Regions from separate parts of the Homo sapiens genome. Here region 1 is linked to region 2. Evidence: chromatin contacts called from ENCODE Hi-C or POLR2A ChIA-PET data. All regions are on one chromosome and are shown on one strand. Each heading gives the region's core, a stretch centred on a gene start or an enhancer-like site at or near the end of the contact. The rest is flanking DNA. Distances are from core to core; before and after follow the strand shown.

The links. A loop is a pair of places that touch in the nucleus more often than their neighbours do. ChIA-PET counts read pairs that join two places held with the same protein, here RNA polymerase II (POLR2A). Pooled maps may share reads with other maps.
Region 1: a map of sigmoid colon shows a loop between it and region 2 (2.7-fold over the local background). The contact joins two enhancer-like sites. A Hi-C loop is called at or near these places in 15 of 168 maps with a recorded cell type or tissue (CD4-positive, alpha-beta T cell, Calu3, PC-9 and 7 more), 10 of 37 single-sample maps with no recorded cell type and 24 of 50 pooled maps. POLR2A ChIA-PET finds 5 or more read pairs at or near these places in 4 of 52 experiments (MCF 10A, PC-3, PC-9 and 1 more).

What each region holds. Positions count from the first base shown.
Region 1 is chr14:68,518,188-68,522,467 of GRCh38, forward strand. LOC124903334 (a long non-coding RNA gene) reads right to left here. Exons shown (of 3, transcript XR_007064223.1): 3 at 1-4,234. It also overlaps a transcript of RAD51B not described here. Among named protein-coding and RNA genes, the nearest start is that of RAD51B-AS1, 170 kb to the right of the region's middle. Within about 2 kb of position 2,869, at least 17 of the 41 ENCODE cell types and tissues checked have a DNase peak (open chromatin) inside an H3K27ac peak, as active enhancers do; they include PC-9, prostate gland and sigmoid colon, where a contact is called at or near this core.
Region 2 is chr14:68,246,959-68,251,954 of GRCh38, forward strand. All of the region lies in intron 7 of RAD51B (RAD51 paralog B), which reads left to right. Among named protein-coding and RNA genes, the nearest start is that of RAD51B, 430 kb to the left of the region's middle. Within about 2 kb of position 1,638, at least 26 of the 41 ENCODE cell types and tissues checked have a DNase peak (open chromatin) inside an H3K27ac peak, as active enhancers do; they include PC-9, prostate gland and sigmoid colon, where a contact is called at or near this core.

The DNA.
Region 1 (4,280 bases), core at 1,619-4,118, 270 kb after region 2:
CTCTGAATTCCTACACAGTGAACTTAGAGCACAACAGGGCGGGAACATGGTTGTTTTCCATTCTTGTTCAGCTAGGCTTACACATCCTCTCACTCCCAAAAGGCAGAGTAGGCTTGCACCCCACACCTGACTGGGCTCAGCTCTTTGGCAAGTGATTGCGTAGCTGTTCTGCCTGTGACTGCAGGCCCCGGTCTGCAGGCGGGAAACAACAGGCAGTTGTGTCCTGAGCCCTGGGAACTGGAGATCTTTCCACATCTGTTCGCCTAGTCGGGGGGCGGGAGGAAATCACCAGAACCTTCAAACATGGGGCCAGAGCAGGGAGACAAAGGGGAAGCCTTAAGCCGATGGTGACCCCAGGTCATATGAGCCCCCCCCCCAGGCCTCCCCCATCCACTTTCATCCCCTCAGGTCCCCGACACTCAGCCTTTTCATCCTTCTCCAGGTCAGCAGGATCAGGTTAATGTGACTTGACCAGAAAGCTTATCAAATGAAGGCAGAGACAGGTGTTTGAAACCCCTTCCCTGCTGAAAGCTGGGTTGAACAAGGTTAGCAGCGTAGCTGAGGCCAACATCCTACACTAATTGCATTTTCTTTCTTGGAGCTCCTTCTCTTCCCCTTCTTTGTTCTCTGGCTTGGAACCCCTCAAGGTCTCCGAGAGCCAGTAACCAAAACAAACCATTCAAAAAACGAAGGATTTAGGGAAAAAAAATTAGGGGATGTGACATTCTGGACCAAACAGTGGCCCTTCTATGCCAGAGCCTAGGAACCAGCATTTGGAGGCATCCGGCCACTTCCACCCAGTGGGCATGCTGAAATCAGTTACTATGGGCTTATCAGAACTGATTGCACAAACCTTTTCCCAACTTCACAATCATGATGTCATATTTGTAGCTTGAGTTGACCAAGGTGGGAATATTTATACCACAGAAATCAGCAAGCTACAAACCAGGCTTTTCCACCTCCAGAGCCAGTTGTTAAACATTTACCGGCACACCAGTGCCTCCACTGTGGCTATTGTCACTCAAAGTATGATTCTCAGACCAATTACATAGGAATTTCCTAGAGATCAGAAATGAGGTGGGGCAGGAGGGTTGTTATTTAACATGCAGATTTCCTGGCCAACCTGAATTAACTGAATCAGATTCTCTGGAGGTAGAGCCTGGGGAAATGCTTTTTAGCAAGTCCCTGAGGTTATTAATAAATTCAATAAAGTTTGAGACTTCAGCCTTAGGGAATAGGAGAAAAGAGTGGGCGTGCATCTGACTCTTGGCATCTGGAAGGAACAGCTGGCTTCAGTCCCAGTTGGCCTAAGAATGGACAGCTGTTTTCTCTCGAGATAGAAACTTCATGACAGGAAAAGAGGTGGGAATTTTGGGGTCTCAGCTACCCACTGACAACACGACTGGTTCTGCCTTGGATCTCAGGATGAATCCATTTTCCAACTTGAGACTTTGACCCAAGACAGCATGAGCAAATGCCCAGATGTATGTAGAACGTGGAGAAAGTCACCGTCATTTGCACCATTGGTGGGACCAGTGGAGCCCAGGGAAAGCCCAGAGTCAGTTTTCTGTATTAGATTGCCCAGGACAGCATTTTTCTTTCAGATTTGTCTAGACATTTTCAGGATCTTTCCCAATCAGGCATGATTTTGTAAAGCAAAGACCTTGTTGACTTCATCCCACTGAGCTGGAAGAGAAGGTCTTCTAAGGCAGAAAGAAAAAGAGAAAAAAAGGAGAAGAGAGAACGTTTCTTTGCCTAGATGTAAAACAGAAAGTTCATAAGGAGCTTAACTCTGCTTTCGCCTTGTTTTGCACCTGCCTGAGGGAGTGGTTTAGACGGGGACAAGTAGTGTGAAAACAGAGCTAGTTAGTAAATGCAAGAGCTGGGGTTTGGACCCCAATTTTTACAGCCAAAACAAAACAAACAAACAAACAAACAAAGACCAATGCACTTTCCTCCTAAGCACAATGCAGTATTTTTTCCACATGCAGTTGGAACCCAGAGGAATCCTTAATGGGCAACTGGGGTAGTGACATAGGACATATATGCTCAAAGTACTGTGAATTCCTAAACCATCAGAGCCCCCATACCCTGGTGCAAATTCCAAAACATAATCCAAAGCCACATGTAAAACTTATGGGATTATAGGCAAGTAAATTATGAACTATTAGATTACTGGCTATTAGATTATCCACTGGAATGGATAACTGAGAGTCAACCATATTGATACATATCATTTAGGCACTCCCCATATTAGACAGTTAAGCTTGTAGCTGTTTGCTAAGTTCATGATCATGTGATCATTTCCTATACATTTGTTCTAACTGTTCAGGGCTTTAATTAAACATATAACTTCATCAAATAGGAGGAGGAAGAAACCAAATAGCTCCTCAGGAAAACAAGATATGAGCTCATATGTATTTTTTGCCAGGTTTCATGGCCTTTCTTTGTGCCCAGAAACTCTTCCTCACCCTAGGACCCATCTTCACTTTAATACTATCCATTCAACAAATACATAGTGAGGACCTACTGTGTGCCAGTTAGGGTGTGGGGAAGAACAGGAGACAAACCACCTGGTCTCATTCTCATGAATTTTACAGTCTATTGGGAAACAGGTATTACACAAGTCAATATGAAAATAAGTAAGTGATTATACATTGTCCTAAGGGCTGTGAAAGAAAAGTACAAGGTACAAAGAGAAACGTCAATAGTCCTGAAAGGTTGACTGCATCAAGAACATGTCCATGGAGACCAGGCTGATGGAGTTTTTGTTTGGATTGTTTTGGGTGGCAGGGGGTAGGGGTAAGGGCACATGGAGCGTTTTGTTTGAGGTACTTGAAAGGGAGATGTCAAGTAGGCAACTGAATATCCAAATCAAGAGAGTCTGTAGTGGAGTGGTGACTCAAGCCCGCACCTGGATGAGGTCATAGGGATGGAATGTCTGAGGAGAGGCAACAGCTGGGGCCTGCTCTCTGGGCCACCCATATGCAGAGCTCACGAAGGAGGCACTCCCAGAGAGGAGGGAGTCCCAGAAGCCATTTACAAAGGGTATTTTATGAGTGGGCAACGTGAAAGTACCAACATCAGAAAAGCACCTCAGGACCTCCAGGTCCTGACTCCCCACTCCTCCCTTCTCATGAGCCAGGCAGGCTGTCTGCAGGCCAGCCAGTGAATTGAACTGGGGCTCTCAGAGTCTGAACAGCTGGCCATGTCTTGGACAGTGCTTCATGACTCTAAGTTATTACTTTCTGTTCCTTTCCTAGTCCCTAACTCAGACCCAAGCTCTTTGCTCCCTGGAGTTTCTAAGTGTGTAGGTATTAGGAAGAGAGCAAATAAACCAGTTCACACAGATGTATGAATAATGTTTAACCAGCCAGTTCTCTTTGAGATATATTGTTGTAAAGAAGCAAAACTAAATGTCTAATCTGTGGAATTTCAGGCAACCTTATACGTTTCAGGTGGTGCCCTTGAGAGGGAAGACCTTTTGAGCTGGGGCTGCCACCCTGTTCCCTTCTAGCTTCCCTGCACTGTTCCTGCAGCAGCTTCTTTTCTTCCTCCATTTCTGAATCCCCAGAGTCTTGAAAACCTCCAGAATTTTCAGAGTGGTTCCTTTGGCACCAGTGGCCATGCATCTGACAATTACAGTAGCTAACATTTATATGTAATTGTTAGCCCCTCATATTAAACCTACATTAACCCTATGTTAAATGAAGTTAACCATAACATAGGGTTGCTGTGACTTCACAGCAAACTTCAGCCCTATGTTAACTGACTTCACAGCAACGCTATAAGGTTGGGTCGGTTACTCTTCTCTGGGTGAGGCTGTGGCTGGATGAGAGATGTTTGTTAGCTGCCTGTGGACACACAGCTGGCAGGCTGAAATTTGAAGCAGCGTCTTGCTCCCAGTCCACACTCAGGGCCGTGTGAGTGGGATGTGAGCCTGAGTCTGCCCTCCCTTGGGTTTGCTGTCCTGAGAGAACAAAAGCAAATCCGTGTTCTGGTTCTCTGAGATAGCTCTTACTAGACCTGGCTCAGTTTGACCCCTTTCTGCTGCTGGAAAGGAGGACAGTGCAGGTCAAAGCCCTGGTTGCTGATTACAGACAAGATGGGAGTCATGTGGGGTGTCAGCTTCTGTCTCCTGAGAGAGAAAACCGAAAAATGCTACCTGAATTTCCAGGATGAGGTTGAAGGCACAATCTTTTCAGGCCAAATCTCTTGGGCAGAATTGAAGAGACTGCAAAAAAAATATGGAAGTTACCCTCACCGTTTCTGGGATGTCT
Region 2 (4,996 bases), core at 388-2,887:
TCACTTAATGCTGTCTTTTCTATCCTGTGACTGAAGAGCAGGGGCTCTTGTTCATGCCCAGTAAGAAGTAAACCCTGAACTAAACATCACACACTGAGAATCTCTTCATAATCTAGGCACAGATAATCTTTAACACTAAACTACTGTGAAATTCTACCAGCATTAAGTACTGTATATTGCCCTGTGCTTGGATAGGCTGGCTAACTCGTAGGAAGAGAGCACTGTATGGTATCCTTTTGCTTTATTCACCAGCATTTTGGGGGAACATTTCTTTTACATTTTAAATAAAACTTCAGCTTGAAAAAAAAAATGTATGTAACTTGTAGGACATTTCTGAAAATTACATTATAGCTAGTCTATCACGGATTTTGAATTGTCTTTAAATTTTGCTATCAAAAGCAGAACAACAACTTGTCATCATAGAACTGGAAGGCATGGTTATTTTGTTTACCTCTTACTTTTTGCCCATTTGGAAACTGAAATTGCTTAAAGTTACATAGCTAGTTAGTGCAGGAACGGAAATGAAAAACTATTTCCTGATGCCTGGTTTATCACAATGGAAGGCTCTGCCCACAAGAAGGAAAGTTCAGTTCAGATTCCCTGTAATTTTAAGAACTTTCATGAATATACTAATTTTAGTAGAAACAACTAACCAAGATGGCTTATCATTCTCAACGGAACATAATTTTAAGGAGAAACACTTGGAATAATCTAATTTTAAACTGTAATGCTAATTCTTTATTAGTCTATTTGGGGGATTTTTTATATGTTGCATGACATACTTGCACATTTTCCTATTTAATACTTCTTTTAATCCTGAAAGCACTTATTTAAGAATGATCACTAGCACTCCAGGACAAGTTAAATACAGAAAGCCATATACATATAAATGGCAGACATAACTGCAAAAAGAGAACAATATAGTGAGGGAAATGGTCTTCAGGGTGCTGCAAAGCGCTTTATAGTTACAAAATGCCTTCATGTACATTTCTAATTGATCCTCAGGACAGTGTTGTAAAAGGAGGAAGAATGTGTGTGTAAGTGTACAGCTGTTTTCCAGAACACCAAATCGAAGCTCAGAGATATTGCACAACTCACCAGCACAGCGAGGAAGCTACTGAATTGGGACTCACACTCAGACCTTCACCCCAAGCCCATAGCTCATTTTATTACTTCATAATGCGTTAGTTGCAGAAGTAATAATACTTTAAAAAGCAATCCACATTTTTTCTGTTTACTCTTTCCTCTCTTCTTCAGGACAGAAACTGTACTTTCCTTGTCCAGTTCCAGTTTGTATTATTGTATTCATGGTATTTACCTTACCTGGAGGGAATAGGCCTTTTAAATATCATTAAAATTGGGTTTTTGAGGTTATGTTCTTTTCTCCTTCACATCCTAAACTTCAGACCTCATGCTCTTTGGCCTTCCATTCAATTCAAATGAGAAGGGCTGTTGTAATTGTTGGCAATGCCTCCCCAGGCTGCCACTGTATGTGAAGGATCTTCATGTTTGGAAAGAAAAAAAAAATGCAGTTTAGTGAAGTTCATGATTCTACTTTTACTCTTCTAACATAGCCTTTTTTTTTTAATTTATTTGTTTGTTTTTACATGTAACACTAGGTGGCAGAATAACTACACCACAAAGCACCACATCCTTTGTTTCTCACTACTCTGGGGAGTGGGTATCTGAATAGTGAGGCATAAAACCATCTGTGGCTACATGAGATTGGACCAACCAACAAGGCCAATATTTTCTTGACAGGGAACTGGCTGCAGTGATTCTAAAACGTATGCTTCCAAGATACTGTCTTTAAGATTTCCATCTTTCTTTTTTCCCCAGCTCCCCTGGATTTTAATTTCTCTGCCCCATTGCACTCTGCTAGCAGAGGGCGGACACAGCCTGCAGGCAGCTGCTTTGAAATGGCAGATTGGGATGGATGTGCCCATTGGTGCTGGCACCCTCGCCTTTGTGTGGCAGTGGGTCATGAAGGGTCTGGGGGTAAGGCACCTGAGTCCTTGCCCGAATGGCACCAGGCCCTCTGGCAGAGGGGCAGCAGTGGCTGGGCTGAGTCAGTTGGAAGATGCTGCCCTCACTAACTCAGGTTTACAGAACAGGTGTTTTTAAAGAGCAGTCTGATCCTGGTTCAGCTCTGTCACCGGTTTGGAAATACTGCCGTGCAGTCGGTGGGTCATTGCCTCTCAGTTTCTTCCTAGCAATTTGCTGGTGTCTGCTACCCTGGATGCCTCACATGCCACAGGACACACTAAGCTAAATAAAGCAGAGCAAGTTCTGTCTTTCATGTTGTGAAGAGTATGAACTTGGGCTGCGGAAATACTTCTTTGGATTTTTGCTGAAAAAGAAAAGAATAGCATTAAAACAAAACAATACTTACCAACTAGTAATAATACTCTAAGTATACCCTACATTAAGAAACTCCTGTAAAACCAAGTCTGAATGTATAAAATCGATCAAACAAAAAGGTTGTATTTTAATTACAAAAGCGTTCTTTGTAACTGGAACCACAATCGGATTTCATTAAATAGTGAGCTTCTGATGTGAATTGTAAATGTTTTAATCTACAAAAAAAAGTACTTAAATCTTGACTTTTCAGGAACCCACTTGTTATATAAAACAAAAACCAACTGGACTATAGTTTTACACACATACTTACATCACACCCTCACCACTTTCCGACTGGGAATCCTAGAGTATTTTTTAGTGTTTAGCTGGAGGTCCAGGTAGTGTCCTAATTTTGCACACACAGCCCTGGTGACATGAAAGGGCATTGTTGAAATGACCAAGTGAGTCATGGTAATCAGGGCAATCCTGTAGGTTAGAGATATGGGGGTCTTGTTTATTTGTTTGCCTGCTAGAGCTGCAATTCTTTCATAAACTACATGACTTTTGAAAATACCTCAAACAACATATATAAATCAGACCAAGGATATTAATCTCAGGCCACCGCCATAGTGAGGCTTTGAAGCCAGGGGAAGGTGGTGAGACCTTCTTGTTTGTTAAGGAAGAAATGTCATAAAAATTCCAAAGCAGGACTCAAATTTCCAGGGGAGAGGGCCTCTTTATTGTTTCCTCTAATAGCTGCTTTGGCGCTTTAGTGAATAAATGTGTTGCACAAAGTAACCCTAGATGCATCTGAACTTTAGTCTGGCTTGGCTCCCACTTTTGTATTTAGCATCCATTCTGAATTATTTATTTAAGATATTTTTGCTGTTGTTTGTCACTCCTTCTTCCTGTCTCCCTACCAGTCCCCCTCATTCGTCCTGTCTTTATTTTTACACTTCTCTAATTAATTGATATCTTCTGCTCTTAGCACTGCAGCAAATGTGCCTGCATTTTTATGTGGATCTTCACTATGCAGGCTATGCTTTTAAGTTTCTGGAATAGAATGATGGTAAAAATGAGTCATGGCTTGTTTCTATATTTGTTTCTGAGTCAAGAAGCTTAATTTTCTTACTATAATGCCTGAGATATCAAGCTATACAGTTTACTTTTAAGGGAAACAATCACAATTTCATCAATTCCTTTAAGTAGATGTTTTCAAATATTATAGAATTCTTTGGATTTGTGTTTCCAAAATGAACAACACAATGGTAGTGCTATTATTGTTTTAAGGAGAAAAAGAAGCATATCCAAAATAGGTAAAATCTTCCCCTAAATCCCCTGGGAACAGGCCTATGGGTGTTGCCCTGGCCTGCTCACAGCCCCAGGACAACCGGCATTAATTCACTGAGGGCCTCATACCTACATCTCAATGACTGCTTAAACCAGATACCTGAGGGTCTGGGGTCTAACAGAAGAAAAAAGGAGAGTAGAGCTGAGGGTTATGGAACATTCCCAGGAAGGGAGAGAATATCAGAAAATGCAAGACTGCCCCAGTGCAGCAGCAGTGATGCAGCCAGAGGTTACCAGAAGTTCTGGCACCTCCACCTTCATGGACACAAGCTGTATATATCAGTTTACCATGGTTTTCAGTGTAAAAAAGCAACTTATGTCCTTCAGTGTCAGTTTATTGAGCTCTTCAGTGCAGCCTCATAACTTATATTAATTGGGAGGAAAATGCTTCCAGAGAAAGGAGAGATGCTGGACAAAACAACTTTGTCTTTGACTAGTTGTCAAGGCCCTGCTGTTTGGAGTCATTGACAAGTCCTTGATTCTTGTATGACAGATCCAGGGGAAAAAAAGAAGTGATTCATCTTCTTCTGTTGCACCTTTCAAGGAGGAATTAAAAAAAAAAAAGATTTTGCTTATGGACTTAACATCACTGGCAGCAGTAAGTGGGCTCTGACTCTTTGCAAGGTATAATTTACCATTGTGCTCCTCCCTCCTGAGTTTATGCACCTCGATGAGCCCCGGCCCATTAAAATTCCTTCTTAAAAGCAGGAGGTGAAAAGAGCCAAGCGTGTGTTTTTTTTAGAGGAGAGTGTAGCTATACAAGGAAAGAGGTCCCAGTCCTTTTTCTATTTTAAATGCTGGTAAACAACTTGAAACCTGTTAAAGCTTTTGAAGGAATGTGGAGGAGTTGTCCTTTTGACTCTAATGTTGGGGAAAACAAAATAAAGGAAATAATTTTAAGAAAAGAGACTTTCCCATGATGAGCTTTAGTCTGAAGCATCCTGCAGGTGTCACATCTGTTCCTCTAGGTGTGCAGATTAATTTCAGTTGCCTCCATGTCTGCTGGGTCCATTATCTTTGCTCGGCTGGGTCCAACATCTTTGCTCATTTCTCTACTGAACTTTTTCCAACTTTCAGTGCTGTGCTTTTCCATCTCAGCCCTTGTCAAAGTATGAAATACCATTTGTTTGATGGTGAGACAGAATAGTGTTGTTTAAAGATGACATGCTAATACAGTTATGTAAAAATTCTCCATTTTGTAATGTTACAGGAAAAAAACACCAGTGTCCGTTATGACTGAACAAAGTTATCACTCAGCCATGTTATCTCAGTCATGCACATCAAGATTGACCTGTCTGCCATTTGG